Regions from separate parts of the Homo sapiens genome. Here all the other regions are linked to region 1. The links are chromatin loops, found by intact Hi-C in ENCODE. Cell type or tissue: gastrocnemius medialis. All regions are shown on one strand. Links, peaks and the distances in the headings refer to the core of each region. The heading gives the core; the rest is flanking DNA. Region 1 overlaps LOC105370187 (a long non-coding RNA gene). Region 2 has its middle 50 kb from the start of LINC00330. Region 3 has its middle 13 kb from the start of TRE-TTC2-1.

What was found. A loop is a pair of places that touch in the nucleus more often than their neighbours do. Peaks named below come from ENCODE experiments on the same cell type or tissue, not always from the same donor. Only the 100,000 strongest peaks of a DNase experiment are listed, where the experiment ranks them.
Region 2: a loop joins it to region 1, with 5 times the contacts of the local background. A loop is called at or near these places in 9 of 110 quality-filtered maps.
Region 3: a loop joins it to region 1, with 8 times the contacts of the local background. A loop is called at or near these places in 2 of 110 quality-filtered maps.

What each region holds. Positions count from the first base shown.
Region 1 is chr13:44,851,573-44,857,579 of GRCh38, reverse strand. The region is part of intron 3 of LOC105370187 (a long non-coding RNA gene); the gene reads left to right. Among named protein-coding and RNA genes, the nearest start is that of LINC00330, 45 kb to the right of the region's middle. In gastrocnemius medialis, for the core only: no CTCF peak of the experiment used is centred there; DNase peaks (open chromatin) are centred at 2,879 and 3,699; H3K27ac peaks cover 5,000 bases.
Region 2 is chr13:44,756,973-44,762,979 of GRCh38, reverse strand. No RefSeq gene overlaps it. Among named protein-coding and RNA genes, the nearest start is that of LINC00330, 50 kb to the left of the region's middle. In gastrocnemius medialis, for the core only: no CTCF peak of the experiment used is centred there; DNase peaks (open chromatin) are centred at 2,383, 2,749 and 3,473; H3K4me3 peaks cover 1,684 bases; H3K27ac peaks cover 4,068 bases.
Region 3 is chr13:44,928,341-44,934,347 of GRCh38, reverse strand. No RefSeq gene overlaps it. Among named protein-coding and RNA genes, the nearest start is that of TRE-TTC2-1, 13 kb to the right of the region's middle. In gastrocnemius medialis, for the core only: no CTCF peak of the experiment used is centred there; a DNase peak (open chromatin) is centred at 2,887; H3K27ac peaks cover 3,885 bases.

The DNA of each region.
Region 1 (6,007 bases), core at 518-5,517:
GTGAAGCCTTAAAAGCTCTTTTTGATGTATGAGACACAGGTGCTTCTTGTGTGCTTGAGTACAAAATAATGTGAAGAGTGAAACCTACATGGCCATTGCATCCTAAATTCATCTAAGCGAGGAAGAAATGCTTGTTGACTGTCTATTATGGGCATGGCCCTGTGTTAGCACAATAGAAACTGCTGAGAAGAATAAAATATGTGCTCAAATAATTAATAACCTGATAGGAAGAATGAGATCATTTACTCATCTGCTAATTCTTCCTATTATTCATAAAGTATTGACTCAGAGCCTGGTGTGTGTCAGGCTTGGGGCTGGCGGGACAGTGGGGATAGAGGGGTGAGACAGGATGAGACAGTTCTGCCTTCTGGGAGTTAGGTGATCTAGCTGAGGTTACACAAAAACGAAACCTTGAACAAGACCAAATGTGATAGACACCTCTCCGAGGCATACAGGCTCGTGGCTATGCTGTCCAGTACTGTCCCCCTGGCCACATGTGGCTACAGAACACTGGAAATATGGCTAGAGAACTAAGGAGCTGGAATTTTAATATTATCTTATTTTAATTCATTTAGGTTTGAATTTAGAAATGAATACTTGACTCAGTGATTGGCAGACTTTTTAGTATATTTGGAACAAACTTGGGCACTCGAAACTACTTTTTTAATTGTAAATTTTATGAGATTGACATACACATCAAGTACTTCCTATAAAAACTTAGCATCCTGCCGGGTGCAGTGGCTCACACCTGCAATCCCAAGACTGGGAAGCTCAGGCAGGAACTTCTCTTGAGTCCAGGAGTTTGAGACCCGCCTGGCCAACATAGGGAGACCCCGATTCTACAAAAAATAAAAAATTAGCCAGGTGTGGTGGCATGCACCTGTAGTCTCAGGTAGTCGGGAGGTTGAAGGAGGAGGATTGCTTGAGCCCAGGAGTTCAAGGTTACAGTGAGCTATGATCACACCACTGCACTCCAGTGTGGGTGACAGAGGGAGACTCTGTCTTGAAAAAATCCCCCAAACCAAAAAACAATTTAGCATTCTAAGTGAGATGTGCTATAAGTTGAAAACACAAATGAATTTTGAAAATTAGGTACAAAAAAAAAAAAGAATGTAAAATAAAGCATTGTTAGTTTTTATGTTTGTTACATGTCAAGATAAAAGAATTTTAACTATTTTGGGTGAAATAGAATAATATTACAGAAACTGATTTCATCACTTTCCTCCTTTTTTTAATAGGACAACTGGAGAATTTTAAGTTCCATTTGTGACTTGCATCTATTTTTTATTGAACAGCACTGGTTTAGGGGTTTTGAAGGAAAGAGAAAGTGTATCATGAAGTTAATGTTTTGACATGAATGTTACAGAACCGATTGGACTGAGCAGCTGGAAAGGGTAGAGGGCCCTCCTGAGAGAGGAGACTGCACAATGACATTGTGTAGGGTAATGCCAAGTGGGTTGGGTGTGCGGGAGAGCCCTGGGCATTGTGTTCAGGGAGCAGCTGTGAGAAGGGCTGGTCAGGACAATGGAGGGCTTAACATGGGAGCCTTGACCAGCCAGGCCAAGCGGGCTGTGCTTAGTCCAGGTGGCCCAGAGGGGCTGGGAGGCTCTTAGGCAGGGGGCACAGTGATAGGAGCAGCTTTAGTGATGTTTATCTGGCCTCAGTGTGCAAAATGGGACGGAGTGGGGAGAACCAGAAGCAGGGAGACATGCTGTGATGATCGCACAGTACTTCTGGAAGTACCCCGTGGGGTAGAAGGTGGGCTTCCTCTTTTCAGCCAAGACTCTAGAAAACAAAGAAACAAAGCAAACCATAAAAACTTCATGAGATTCTGGCTGGGCACGGTGGCTCATGCCTGTAATCCCAGCACTTTGGAAGGCCATGGCGGGCAGATCACCTGAGGTCAGGAGTTCAAGACCAGCCTGGCCAACGTGGTGAAACCTCGTCTCTACTAAAAATACAAAAGTTAGCCAGGTGTGGTGGTAGGTGCCTGTAATCCCAGCTACTTGGGAGGCTTAGGCAGGAGAATCGCTTGAACCTGGGAGGCGGAGGTTGCAGTGAGCTGAGATAGCACCATTGTACTCCAGCCTGGACAACAGGAGCGAAACTCCGTCTCAAAAAAAAACAAAAAACAAACAAAAAAAAAACTTCATGAGATTCTTCAATGAATTAATGTGGGCCTTATCCACATTCTGTTTCCTACAAACTACTCTTCAGTAAATCAATTTCCTCCCCTTGAAGTGTTTTTAAAAATGTTTCTATTTAACTCGTGTGCAGCTGCGTATCGCCTGGGCCTTGTCCTGGAGCCTGGGATGCAGTCATGTTAATCACCTTGTGAGGGGACCTGGTCAGTGTGCTTATCACTGGGCAGCCCCTAATCTCCAAAGAGAAGGAAATCCATGGAGTCAGCCACAGGAAAAACATATTATGAGAAGTGAATACTAATTACTAGAGAGGATCTGAGAAGTTCATGGATCATAGAATTGTAAAACAGCAAGGACTTCTAGGTATCATTCAATCCAACTTTCTATTTCATTGAGGAAACAGGCCCAGAGAGTTTGATGACATCTCCAAGATCACACAGCAAGTTAGCAGCAGAACAGCAGTTAGAATGTGTGCCTCCAGGCTTTCAGTAGCCTTCCACCGTGCCACATGGAATACTGTCCATTAGGAACATCAAATATACAATGAGTCAAGAAAGATAAGGTTAAACAAGGAGGAACTGTGAAAGCTAATAGCTGGGTCTGTCTATATACAGAGAAAGGTTATATGAGCACACACTGTCCTATGAATAAAAAGGCACGCGGCTTCTGTTCTCTCCAGTGTAGCTCTCTGGCATGTCATTGGCTGGTCCTAAATGGCTTGGGGACAGCTGCCCAGTGTTGGGACGTGAGGGAGGAACACTTAATCCTCATTAAGGAGGGGCTGCAGGGCGGAGGGCCAGTCCTACCACCTCCCCAGGAAGGTTTTCAGTGTCACAGCCTCTCCCTTCACAGGTTTGCAAGGGAGAAAAAAGGAGAGGACTGCAGTGGGAGAGAGGTGTTGAGAAAAAATAAGAGAGGGAGAATGTTGAAAGGTCGAGCTGAGGGCTTGGCTCAAATGTAAATGTTCAGAACATTATGAAGGCGCTTTAAATAGACCTCTCACAGGTGAACACAGTGACAGAGAAAAGCTGCCGGTACTCCAGGGAACTAAGTAAATAAGCACAGATGTCAAATATTCAGAGTTGGATGGGGCTGGGGTGGACCAGGAGCTCAGCAGAAAATACAAGAATGTCTTTGGTTTTAATTGCCAAGTCCTGTTCTATTAGATGGCACCTGAGGAGTTGCTCATATTTCAGGAAATATTTTCTGCTTAGGGACTTTCAGAGGAATAAGTGAAAATCCAGCCTCCACTCTGAACTAATGCAGTATCCGAGTCATGAGTAGGGTTCATAAATAGCTTGAGCTTTCTTGAGGGGTCCTTATGCCATTCAATGAATCTGCCCATCAGCATGTGTTTTATATATTTTCCTTGATAATGGAAACCCAATGATTATCATTAAATAATTAGAGAATCCTATATAACCCAACACATGACCCCTGGAAAAAAGCCACACGAGCTGGTGTCCTCCCAACCCTGCTGTGTTTTTCTCTCTGAGCATAGCATAAGTGGGCATAAAACAAGAGCAAAAACACAAGCAACGGCTATGTTTGGCTTTCGATTAGGCATTAAACCTCAGACAGTTGCTAAACTTCTTGAACTCCATGGCTTCAGTCCAGGTTGGAAAGCAGGTCAAACAAGTCAAGCTGAGTAGAGGATGCAATCTTTTGTTCTCAGCAGGCTTTGAAGTTTGTTTTAGGATTAATATTTAACTTTAGATCTTAACTATTTTATGCCTCAATTTCTCCACATACAGACAATACATAAATCTTGCAATGAAAGAAGATCACACTTTCTTGTAAATGTAAATAGTATAAACTCTTTCCTTTGGAGGGTAAAAAATGGTAGAGTTGGGGCTGTAGAACGGTGTGGTCCAATAGGGGTATAATGTGAGGCCCAAGCACAGGAGTGTTAACTTTCCTAATAGCCACATTTAAAAAGTCAAAACAAGTAGGTGAAATTAATTGTAATAGCATACATATTTTATTTATTAATTTTAACAGCCCATTTTTATTTTTGTATGTTAACATGGAATCAATATTTTAAAAATTATTAGTGAGATATTTTACATTCTTTTCTTTATACAAGTAATCAAAATATATACTTACCACACATCTCAATTCAGACTAGGCACATTTCAAGAGCTTCATAGCTGTATGTGGCTAGTGGCTACTGTATTGGGCAGGTGGTTCTAGAGCCAAAATGAATTGACTGAGAAACTGCCTGATCTTAAGCAAGTTACTTAAGCATCCTCAGTTTCCACATCTCTACAATGGGAATAAAATAATGATACTGTCTATCTTGTTGGATTTGTCATGAATATGATATGTGTAAATATATTTAAAACCTTAGATTTGATCAACCGGTGGCAACCACCATTATTAGTTATCATTCTTAGTACAAAGGATGAATGTGTTAAATTATCTCAAAATGTGGCGATTCCAAGCCAAGTGAAATTCAGTTGAATTTACAGCTTAGCTTTTTTTAAATGTTGGTGCAATTATTTAGTAGCCAAAACCAGGAAAATATACTTGAAATAGTTTATTCTATGATTTCATCAAACTTGTCATTTAAAAATTCATAAAATGGCCTCTCCCCACTCCCATGGCAAAAGGAAGTGAGAATAATTCTAACTAGTTACCTGTCAACTTGTACTCCAGCTTGCCAAAAACATCTGAAGCAGCTGAGTAGTTTTGCATGATTATACTATTTGTAAAAGTGCATGCATTTACATTTTGAGGGGCGGAATTTTCATTTTGGAGCTTTCCAAAAGAGTAAAGCATTCCGTTTAAAGCTGGAATTCCTTCCCTAGTTTTCTAAAGCAGTTTTGCCTTTGAATGACAGCCACATGCTGTGTGAATTCTGCGTTGTCCTGGAGTCTCAGTTTCATTTTGGTGCTCCAGATGCACACCAAGGGAATGCATCTATGCTTTGTGGCCACAGGGGCCAATTCGTGATATGGATGTCTTCTTAATCTCTTCTTTGACACCTGGGAATGGCATAAGAGAGGTGTAAAATTTGATCAGGCCAAGTTACCAGGCCTTATCTACATATGGCCAAGACTAAGACCTATCAGTTTCTCTTGTCGCACGGTAGTAAGAAGACCTGCAGGGAGTCAGGAAACTAGCATTTGGGGTTCGTTTTGCCCTGGTTCTTAGTCTTAGTGGTGGCACCAAACATCTCTGTGGCATTTGCTCCCCACATCTGCTCATGCTGGGACCTTGAATATAGTCCATGTTTTTTAATTTAATTAATTAATTAATGTTTTTTGACACAAGGCCTTGCTCTATCACCCAGGCTGGAGTGCAGTGGCATGATTTCGGCTCACTGCAACCTCGACCTCCCGGACTCAAGCCATCCTCCCGCCTCAACCTCCCAAGTAGGTGGGACTACAGGCACACATCACCATACCTGGCTAATTTTTAAATTTTTTTGTAGACACAAGGTTTCACCATGTTCCCCTTCCTGGTCTTGAACTCATGAGCTCAAGCAATCTGCCCATCTTGGCCTCCTAAAGTGCTGGAATTACAGGTGTGAGCCACCGTGCCCTGCCTAGTCCATGTTTATCACTTCTGCACATTTGTATCTTCTGTAGGTCTGAGGGACTTGGGGGCTGATCAAGGAAAGAGGGGACCACAAGAGGCAGTCACACACAAGCTTTATTGGGTGATGTGAGGGTTGCATGAGAAGAGAAGCCCCTCACAACATGAGATAGCCAGAGGCTCCAGGGGGCCAACATCCAGAAGGAGAGGAGGGATCAGTGAGGGGGCTTCTGTGTCTTGGTGATGTTGTTCAGCAGCACAGAGGCGAGTCCCTGGATCAGAGAGCCCCAAAGTGCGGTAGTAGCTTGGGGTCTCATCATTGC
Region 2 (6,007 bases), core at 670-5,669, 95 kb after region 1:
GACTTGCTCCATAATGGGCAGATTCTATAATCTCCTCTCTACTGGGAAGATAAGTAGTCAATTTATCCAATAAATAGGTAATGAATGTCCATTCTATGTTCAGCACTGTGCTAGGTGTTAGGGAGAGGGCAGTGAACATAACACAGAAGGTTTTCATAACATTTTCATCTCTATATTAGTGTTGTCCTTGCTTGATGCTCTAGGCCATGGGTTCCTTCTAGAGAGATGTGTAGTTGTTAAAGTTCTTTTGGCCAAAGAGTAAAAGTCAGTTCTGGCTAGCTAATGCATAGAGAGGGAGTTTATCTGAAAGATCATAGAGTAGCTGATATACTTTGGATGGATATTTGCCCCTCCAAGTCTCATGTTGAAATTTGGTCACCAATGTTGGAGGTGAGGCCTGGTGGGAGGTGTTTGGGTCATGGGGGTGGATCCCTCATGAATGGCTTGGTGCTGTCCTTGCTGTAATGAATGAGTTCTAGCACCACTGGTTCCTGTAAGAGTGTGTTTAAGGCCAGGCATGGTAGCTCACACCTATAATCTCAGCACTTTGGGAGGCCGAGGCGGGTGGATCACCTGAGGTCAAGAGTCCAAGACCAGCCTCACTCACATGGCAAAACCCTGTCTCTACTAAAAATAAAAAAATTAGCCGGGCGTGGTGGCACATCCCTGCAGTCCCAGCTACTTGGGAGGCTGAGGCAGGAGAATCACTTGAACTCAGGAGACGGAGGTTGCAGTGAGCTGAGATTGTGCCACTGCACTCCATCCTGGGCAACAGAGTGAGACTCTGTCTCAAAAAAAAAGAGTTGGTTGTTTAAATGAGTATGGCACCCATTCCCTCTTTGTTTCTTTCCCGCCATGTGAAACGTCTGCTCCCTTTTCACCTACCTTCATGACTGTAAGCTTCCTGAGGTCACCAAAAGTGGATGCTGGCACCATGCTTCTTATAAGCCTGTAGAACTGTGAACCAAATAAACTTCCTTTCTTTATAAATTATCCAGGCTAAGGTATTATTTTGTAGCAACCCAAATGAACTAAGACAGTGTGTCATGGAATTTAAGCAAATGTCATTCCACCCCAAGCTTTGGGAAAGCCGATAACTTATATTCCCTGGGTTTGGGTAGAGCAGTTTCCAGGCTCTCAGCAGCAGAAGTAAGGAGACCTTCTCTTTCATCTAGAGTTTTTCCTGACATGTTCTGCTCTCACGTTCAAATCCCAGCAGAGAGAAAGAATGCCATTGGCCCATCTTGACCCAAAGTCTCTACCTTTGGAAGAACTCCCTCAAGGCCACAGGGCAGGATCACAGCGAGGAGACGTTACTACTAATCAGTTTCCAAGGAACAGAAATCACTGGGCTCTGGGGAAGCCACACAAAAAAGTGTTTAGTACAATATGCGTACCCGCGACTTTGGGTGATGCTGCAGCATAGAGCAGGTAGGCAGGAAGGAAAGCCAAAAATTCTCAGTTATTGCTTCCCTGAGACCATTATCCCCTTGTAACATTCCCTTTAAGTTCTCTATCTTCCAGATGGAAATTTCTGTCAAAAATACAAATGAAGCAAACTTTCGTAAATACATTCTGAAATATTTATGAGTGAAATGGTAAAATGTCTGGGATTTTTCTTTGAAATATTCCAGGGAAAAAGAGGGGTAGGACCAGATAAAATAAGAAGGGCAAATGTTGATGTTTGTTGGAGTGGGGTGACGGGTACCTGGGGGCTCATTCTACTCTTCTCTCTACTTTTCTCTATTTTTGAAAATGTTAGCTAGACTCAGTGGCTCATGCCTGTAATCTTAGCACTTTGGGAGGCTGAGGCAGGCAGATCACTTGAGGTCAGGAGTTCAAGACCAGCCTGGCCAACATGGTGAAACCTGGTCTCTACTAAAAATACAGAAATTAGTCGAGTGTGGTGGCACACCCCTGTAGTCCCAACTACTTGGGAGGCCAAGGCAGGAGAATTGCTTGAACCCGGGAGGCGGAGGTTGCAGTGAGCCGAGACTGGGCCACTGCATTCCAGCCTGGGTGACAGAGTGAGACTGTCTCACAAAAAAAAAAAATAAATAAATAAAGAAAAGAAAAGAAAAAAAAAGAAAGAAAGAAAATGTTTATTGAAAAGGAAAATGTTTATTGAAAATTGAAAACTACAAAGGAATTATTCTGTTTAACTAAGCTCCTTCATTAGGTCCTTTTAAAATGAATGTATTTTTCTGTATGGGTTTTTTTGGGCCATTTCCTACTCTCCTTGTCACCTCCATTATTTGATGTTTCCTGAAGGCCAGAATGACTCCATCAGTCTTACAAGTATGCACTGTGGTACTCTTATGGGTTAGGCAATGTCTCTTGCTTCCAGGTGAGCTCATAGCCCTGGTCGTTTTGGGTACTTGCCTGTGTATTACTTTCACCACTGGTTCTTTGCACAGGGTTCCACAAAGTGTTTCAGCAACTCTTGTTTCTGTGGTTGCTCTGTTGACCCTCCAAGGCTGACCCTTCTGTTGGGGGATGACACCACCCCAAGGAACAACTGGAGTGAGAACTCTGGAAGCTCTTGGGGCATTTATACCTGGAAGTGGCACATTTTCCCCAGCATCTGATGCCCAGCATTCCCTCAGACATTGGTTGATTGCCCTGCAATCAGGCCAGGTTCTAAAAAATACTGAGAACAACCTTTATTTTTGACCCAACGGGAAAGAAGAAACAAGAAAGACAGCTTGCTGTGGGCCCCAGATCAGGTGGGGTTGGCCAGGTCAGGCGGCTGGTGGCAGGTGCCCAGTAGTCTTTCTTTCCAGCAGTTCCATTAACACTTGGCAAGTTTCACTCCCCTTCAGCATTTGTAACATGCAACTGTTGACATAACTAATATTACCTCATTCTCTTAGGCCCCTGTGTGTTCCTTCGCCACTGTAGTCAGAACTCAGGATCTACACGGCTTATTTTCTGTATGTGCAGTGTTTGTATTTGGAAGGGAGACAGTTTAGCCTTCCCCCTCTGCCCCCCACCAAATCCTCTCACCAAAACCATGGTGCCCTCATTTTTTCCTTTCTGGATTGATGTTAAGCACTTAATGTAATTGCCTTAGGGAAAAAAAAAACAAAACAGCCAAAGATATATAATCAGCCACACCATGGCCTCATATTTCAAAACCTGCCTGGCTTCTTTTTAAATGCTCCTTTACAGGGTGTGAAATCACTCATGTCATGGCTGGGCCTCCTACAGCATGGGAGAGACAGACATCTCATCTTACTCCAGTAAGACAGCCAATGACTTGATTCCTCCTTCCTCCCTATCCCTCTTCCACTTCCCCGATCCCACTCCCAGCCTTTTACCCCATAGTTTCCCAGTCAGCCCTTCTCCAGTGGGCTTTTACTTTTAATTTGGCAGCTTGCTCTCTGATTCTCCTTTGCCTTCCATAAAGAAACCATGACTAAACCATTAGCACTCCATTCTCCTCCCAGTGTCAACCTGCACCTGGGCCTTGTCTTTCACTTCTGCTAGTGCCAGTGGTATTCACTCCAGTTAATTTCTCAGGGTGACTCCATTCCCGAGCCCTGGCTATTTTACCTACCCTCCCTGTCACCTGTCCACCCTTGAAATTCATTCTTCTGATGTAGCACGAACTGGGCTTAATGCAGATCCCTGCTTGTCTTCCCTAAGCGGCACGCCCCTTCTCCCTTACAGGGCCCTGAACAGCAGCGAGAAACACAGAAAGCTTTGGGCAGTTTGTTCTTGCTGATCTATTGTATTAGAGGGTGGGACCAGGAGTAAAGCAGAAATAGCTGGGAACAGTGAAACCTGTATCTAAATAAATAAGCCAACGGCTAAGCTAACGATATTCCATCTCTCATGCGGAGTCACAGTTGGCCAGTGAATATTAGTTTACTTTTACTTGCTGCGTACTCACTGGTGGAGAATGAGCAAGGCTTGGGTTGAGGAGATGTAGGCAGAGGGGAACATAAAGGCAAAGGGGGTGGAGAATCTATAAACCAGACAGACAGGCCTTAACTATGCTGTGTTGTGCTCATTTCCTGGCCCTGCTGAATCATCCCACCGCCACACAGGGTGAGCCAGAAAATCTGAAATCTGAAAATCGTTCTCTGCCTCTGCCTCTGCTCTGTTCTGTGTTTGGCTTTCTTGTCTGTATCACTTCTGTGATGTATATGTTGTGATATCCTAGGAGGTAATGATATGGCTATTATTGTTCCCTAGCAACCCTGCTTTCTAGAGAAAAATCAAAACACACACGTTTTGCTCCTCAATCTGACCTATTCCAATCAGTGTTAACTTTGCCCTGAGCCCTCTCCTTTGTGTGCACACACCCACTCACACATCCAATGTGCTGACCTCCCATCTCTGTGCTACGTTCTGGTTAATAACTTAAAATCTGAATATTATGATCTCTTTTCTCCATAGGCTATGAGTTAAGAGTTTGTGATAGTGAGTCTCATCAAGATGCTTATGGCTAGTTCAGAATGATTACAAATAAGAATACACTAAGGAGATCTAAACACCAGGCTATGCAAATGAGACATCTATTACCCCTTAGGAGATTTTTTTTTTCTGTTTCTCTAAAATAGAAAGCCTGGTTCTTTACTCTGGCCAGTTAGTTCTTTACTCTGTTCTTTACTCAGTTCTTTACTCTGGCCATACAAAGAATGTATGCCTTATAGATTAACTTTGATCTTTACCTACAGTTAAAATGATGAGAATTTCAAAATATGTTGAAAGGAAATACAAGAAAAGGTATAGAACACAGATGCCTAAGAGCTATGCGCCCTGCCAACTCCATTTGCCTAATCATAGCACAGTTGAGTGGAGACCTCTAACTACTCATTCATCCATTTCCTATGCCAGATATGGGAGAAACAGCAGTGTAGAAAGAAACAAGACAGGGACCCTCCCTACCCTCATGGAAAGTAGGGTCTAGTGAGGAGACAGACTTCAATAAACAAGAATAAATAATATATAAGACTGCAATTCCATGGGCGATAAATGCTTTGTTGCTAGGAAGAAAAACTATAAGGCTCTGTGATGGTGTACGATACATCCACAGGCTGGAGTATCAGGGAAGATGCTATTTATGCAAGAGATGTCAAGGATATGGTGCCGGGGGAAGATGGGGAACAGAGTGGGAAGCAGAGAGAGCACAGCCTACAGGTTTGCCAGAGCAAATAGTGATGGTGGAGGCTGTATTGCATAGTGATTATAAATTATAATCACCCTGGCAGAAATTTAAAACACTTTAATTCCTTTTGGGAGTTTATGATAAACAAATTTGGTAGGTATGGGTCTAATTAATAACAGTTATAATGACAACACTAACACTTATTAAATGCTTACTTATACATCAGAGGTATCAACTGTCACCCTCATGGTTATAGTCCCTGAGTACGCTAGACAGCAGTCCCCAGCTCCTAGCTCCTTTATTTATTTATTTATTTATTTATTTTTGATAGGGTTTCACTCTGTCACCTAGGCTGGAGTGCAGTGGTGCAACCTCAGCTCACTGCAACCTTCACCTCTTGGGTTCAAGCGATTCTTGTGCCTCAGCCTCCTGAGTAGCTGGGATTACAGGCACCTGCCACCACGCCCAGCTAATTTTTGTATTTTTAGTAGAGAGGGGGTTTCACCATGTTGGCCAGGCTGGTCTCCAACTCCTGACCTCAAGTGATCTGCCCTCCTTGGCCTCCCAAAGTGCTGGGATTACAGGCGTGAGCCACTGTGCCCGGCCCCACCTCCTTTACTCTGCTTTTCTTTTCTCTATAGTACTTACCACTATTTGACATTTTATATGTCCTTGTTTGCTTGTTTATTGTCTATCTCTCTGATTAGAATGTAGCCTCCCTGAAGGCAGGTACTTCAGCCTGTTTTGTTTACTACTGTTTTCCCCAGAGCTGAAAACAGTGCCTGGCACAAACTTGGCGCTCAAGAAATAAAGATTTGTTAAATGAATGCACAGCTATTATTCAGTTAGTCTGCACAGCATCCTTATGAAATAGGTACTATTTTCCCTATT
Region 3 (6,007 bases), core at 333-5,332, 77 kb before region 1:
GAGTCACGATAGTAGAAAATCCATTTCCTCGCAGAGGCAGAGAAAAAAGTTCTGAATTGGGTGCCTGTTTGTATTACAAGGCTGGATGATTTTCTTTTTGATATTTTGAAAGGGATATTTTCCAGAACAGATTTTTAGACTGCAGCTAAAAGCATAATGCTTGAATTTGGTAAGCACTTATTAAGTCTCATACAGTTTGTGGTGGCTGTGATGATATAAGACTGAGAGACAAGGAGAAATTTCTCAACAAATGTCAAAATTGGAAGTGTCTTATATTGTTTTAAAATTGGGAAGAGCTAAGGAGATGGAAGATATAAATCAAATAATGTACTGAGTTGGACTGGCAGAGCCTGAGGTACTTACTACCCTTAATTACTTGGCAAGGACAAATGACACTTGGAATTAATTGCTCACTGTGTCAGACAATGTGTTACTTTGATATAGACCAGTGGTTCTCAAACCAGGATGATCATCTCAATATAGATTCCCAAGCCTTGCCCTGAGATTTCAATTTTTGTAGGTATTGGGGTGTGGCCCAGGAATATTTTAACAAGCTCCCAGTTGCTTCAGATGATCAGACAGGTTTGGGAAGCACTGATTTAGACTATTGTCTGTGCAACAGGAACCCTTTTTGTGGGGCTTTTTGCTTGTTAAAATTCAGATTGCTGAGCTCCACCTCCCATATTTCTGATTCATAGGTTTTGAGTGGGGCCTTTGAATTTGCTTTTCTAATAAGTGTTTAGGAGATGCTGATGTGGCTGGTCCTGGGACCACACTTTGAATACCACTGACATAGACCATCCCCAAGACTCCTGGGCACACTCAACAAAGAAAAATTCCATAGCGAGGTCTCCAGTTTTTGTGGCTCAAGTTTTTGCATTTCCTTTTCATGTTCTACTTCGTGATTTCTTTTTTACCCTGGAATGAGCATTAACTGATGGACCTCTGTCCCAGGGGAAGGTTTGGAGAGGAAAGAAAATGAAGTCTGTTGACTAGGAAGGTGGTAGTATAAGGAAAGTATCCCAGAAGTTGTGTAGCTGTGGGCAAAACCCTCGTTCTGTGACCTTGGTTTTACTGTGATCTGGCAGGTCTCCTCATCTTCCTGAGCTCCAGCCATGCTTCCTCAGTGTGCTTCCGCCTGCCAGGAGGCGTTTGCTCTTCTCTAAGTCTGGAAAGCTCTTCTCGTTTCCCTATTGTCTTATTGCTTGCTTAAACTTGAGTCTCTGCTTGGTCATCGCTTCCTCAGGAAGCCTTTGCTGACCTCCCTCAGTGGGTCACTCCTTTTATACACACTCAGCACCATGTACTTGCCTATCTCAGCAGTTACCACAGTGGCAGTTTTTTATTTCCTTGCGTGATAATTTGATTTGTCTCTCTCCACTAGACTGTAACCTCTGTGCTTTACAATGTAAAAAACCGTATCTGTTTGTGTTCCTATTGTGTTCCGGCCTCAGGCACTGTGCCTGGCACATAGTAGCTGAATGAGCAGCAATGAATGGGGTCACACTGTACAAACAGAGTGGCAAGGGCAGGGTAGGTATTCCAAACTTGGCTGCATTTCTGCCTGCGTGTTTCTAGAAGATACTGCTATTCTTATAATTTCCTATTTTTTGCTCAGATTCATTTCTCTTATTTTCCAGAGTCCTGACAGTACGACTACTATTTATTGAGTGCTGACTACATAGGCCAGGCATCAGCTATGATCTCACATTTGACACTGATTTAGGAGGTCAAGAATCTTAGTCTACTAACATTTAAGATAGCATTTTTTCCCTGAGATTCTAAAAACCACAATGTGTGTTGTAAAGATACAATCTATAGATAAAAGTAATTTTTTAAGTTTTATATTAAGGAAAAACAGCAAAAGCAATTTTATTTTTAAACTAAGGCTTTTTATGGAATTGGGGATAGGTGGTGCCAAAGGATAGATAGTAAGGTGATTTCCAACGAATTGGAAATAGGACTGCCCTCTAAATCTCATAACTGGTAATGTCCAGAAAACGCACTCACTTTATAGAGACAGGGTAGTTTGGTTACTGGCTAGAACAAGGCTTGACTAACAATACTTAAATGTCCAAACCATATCTATGTCAATAAGAAAGGGATTGTGGCGTGGTGGCTCATGCCTGTAATCCCAGCACTTTGGGAAGGCAAGGGGTGGGCAGATCACCTGAGATCAGGAGTTTGAGACTAGCCTGGCCAACGTGGTAAAACCGCGTCTCTACTAAAAATACAAAAGTTAGCCAGGTGTGGTGGTGCACACTTGTAATCCCAGCTCCTGGGGAGGCTAGGCCAGGAGAATCGCTTGAACCCAGGAGGCAGAGTTTACAGTGAGCCAAGATCGCGCCACTGCACTCCAGCCTGGGCAAAAGCACAAGACTGTCTCCAAAAAAAAAAAAAAAAATTGGGGGGAGTTGGTATGCTGTAAATAAAAAAAAAAAAATCTAGATTCAGAGAGTCACAATGGCACTAAATAAGAAAAGATCAGGGGGACCCTGGCCCAAAGACTCAATTACTCTAGTTCCTGTAGATAGATCTTTGCTATGGAAACCAATTGAATCATCCAACTAATTACCCTCACTGGAAGTCCATGTTGACTTGCAAGCTCTAGATGAGCGTTGGGAGATAGTTCTCCAAGGGTCCCTCACGCTTCCTTTGTGCTGGACTATCTTTTCAAGGATGTTTGTGTAGCACACAGCCTTGGAAAAGAGACACGGTGGCTCTCCATGGAGCACAGGGCAGGCAGGCTTACTGCCCATTATAAAATATATGCGTTTCCTAAGAGCAGGGTTCCCTATGCAACTCGATCCACTGCATATGCAGATGTCACCTAGTCCTCTTCACGGTGTCATGTGGCAATTGGGGCTTGAGGAACCAGTACAAATACTGAGACTCTGGCTACTGCTAAGGCCATGAATAGAAAGCCGTTTGTCTCTGACTCAGAGGTTTTGTGCCTCCCAGCATCCATGAAATTGTGGCAGGCTAATTGTGGTCATGCTGGCCCAGATGTCTCTCTCCTCACGACAGTGACATGAGGGACAGATTCCCTTTTGTTTTTTGCTGACACAGCCAATTTCTGAGCCTAACAAGTTGAGGACCAGCCCCTGGAACAGGAATTAATAAAGATAAAGACCTCCTGGGAGATTGCAACAGCAGCTGTGTTCTTAATTGTTCATAAGAAGGCAGATGGAAAGAGTTCCTATAAGGGACTTGTATTGGTCTGAGTTCAGTCAGGAGACAGAAACCACGATAGGAATTTCAACAGATAACTTAATAGAAAGGATTGTTAGCCAGGTATTAGGCAAGAGAAAGGCAAAGTGGGGATACTCAGGTATCACAGAGGTAAGAATAATAGGAAACAGGCTGGGTGTGGTGCGGTGGCTCACACCTGTAATCCCAGCACTTTGGGGGGTGGAGGCAGGCAGATCACTTGAGCTAGGAGTTTGAGACCAGCCTGGCCAGCAAGGTGAAACCCCGACTCTACTAGAAATACAAAATTTAGCTGGGCCTGGTGGGGCACGCCTGTAATCCCAGCTACCTGGGAGGCTGAGGCAGGAGAATCACTAGAACCAGGGAGGCAGAGGTTGCAGTGAGCCGAGATCATGCCACTGCACTTCAGCCAGAGTGACAGTGTGAGACTCTGTCTCAAAAAATAAAAAAAAAAAGAAGAATAGGAAACAGCAATCACCCTTGGGGCTGGGTGAACAAAAGTCAGAAAAAATATTTTTTGAAACTTAGGGGCTTGGAGCAGGGCCCTGCAGGGTGAGGACTCAGCCCTCTGGGCTAGGAAGGTCCCGCTTGGCTGGCCCCGATGCCTCATGCTGAGGAGGGGATGCCAGCCAGTAGGTGCTGGTGTCTCTGAGCAGAGAGAGATGGGGAGGAGGTGGTGAGGCTGCTTCTGGAAATGGTGGAAACACTGGAAGCAACTGCTGCTGCCGGGATGAGGTGGTGTGATCATGGTCACTCTTAGGAACAGGAAGCCAACAGCTCCCTTCCTCTAGTACCCCTCCTGGCAGAGCCAAACAGAGACAGCCAGCTGCCAAAATAAGCCTGGGCTGCAGAGTCCCAGTCCCAGCATCCCAAAGGATAAAAAATAATCAGCACAGGATTTTAAAAGGCTATTTGACTACAGGTTAGAAAGTGGGAGGAGGGAGTGGCCTGGGAGGGAGTTGGGCAGTTGCCTAGGGGTCCTCCAGCATTAACTTGAACTTGAATCTTTCTTTAGGTCGGGGAAGGGAGCAGCCATGGACAGCTGACTTGGTAACATGGGCGATTACCAGGACTATTTTGTAGAGCATGCTGGAAGGAGGCAGAAAGAAACATGTTCATATGCTGCAGGGAAGATGGCCCCACTGGCTACTTTTTAAGATTGCATACAATTTTATGGGCTTTGCAGAGAACTGCGCAAATTCCCGTGTCTGTCCCCCACCCTGTTAATGACTGCCATATTGTAAGAGAAAGAACTTGGCAGATGTTTGATTATGCCTCACCCACCATTTGTGGCCCACATGACTTTCACATGAACTGATTTGTAAACTATAAAGCAGTATGCAAATGAGAAGTGGTATTTATTATTTGTATCCTTTCTGGCCATTGGCTGAGTTCCAGGCAGATGATGGGTTTCTATCTTCAACAGAGGATTTCAGAGGAGATCAAAATTACAGAGAGTAAACACTCAGAACTTATAAATTTTTGTTTTGTTGTTTTATTGTTTTGCTTTGTTTTTTGATTTGTTTGAGATGGAGTCTAGCTCTGTCACCCAGGCTGGAGTGCAGTGGCATGATCTGGGCTCACTGCAACCTCCACCTTCCGAATTCAAGCGATTCTCCTGCCTCAGCCTCCCGAGTAGCTGGGATTACAGGTGCCTGCCACCACACCCAGCTAATTTTTGTATTTTTAGTAGAGACGGGGTTTCACTGTGTTGGCCAGCTGGTCTCGAACTCCTGACCTCATGATCTGCCTGCTTTGGCCTCCCAAAGTGCTGGGATTACAAGCGTGAGCCACTGTGCCCGGCCAGAACTTATAAAATAAACAGGATAGTTTTACACTCTTCCGATTCGGTGTTTACACATAATGGCCATTCTTTTGGAATCTAGAATTTGAACCCAGATAAACTGGGTGAATGTCTTAAAAAAGAGCGGTAGTGCACATACTGTTGCAGTTTTAAAATAGCTGTGAACTGATTTTGACCATATATGTATTTGAAAGCTTTATAATGGAGGGTTTAAAATTTATTTACTTTACTTTTTTTTTAAATTTTTTATTTTTTGAGATAGAGTTTCACTCTTGTCACCCAGGCTGGACTGCAGTGGCACCATCTCGGCTCACTGCAACCTCCACTTCCTGGGTTCAGGCAGTAGTCCTGCCTCAGCCTCCCCAGTAGTTGGGATTACAGGTGTGTGCCACCATGCCTGGCTAATTTTTGTATTTTTAGTAGAGATGGGGTTTTGCTATGTTGGCCAGGCTGGTCTTGAATTCCTGAACTCAGGTGATCTGCCTGCCTTGGCCTCCCAAAGTGCTGGGATTACAGACATGAGCCACCGTGCCCGGCCATATATTTATTTTAATTGAATAGAACTTATTATAGTGCTGGTACTGAGTACTGGACAAAAGCTCAGGCCACATCAGGCTTTCCTGATGGATGATCCGAGGTGTTTCAGGAGCCAATCTGAATCTAGGTAAAGAGCATTGTCATATTGCGATGCTGTTATGTTCGTCTTTATTATACTTACTCAATTTATTTTGTAGTTCTGATTGTAAATGTGGAAGGCTGATTTCATTCTTGTTATTGCCATGTGGCTTTAGTTTAATAGCTATCATAGGTGAAAATTTAATTAAATCAGTACCTGGATTTCGTTTACAGATCCAGATACTGATTTAATTAAATTCTCACCTATGATAACTATTAAATGTTATTTAATGTTTATATACATATAATATTGGGTGTTATATATTATTTTACCACTCCTCAAACAGAGCTGGGAAACTGTTTTTCCAAATGCAGAGG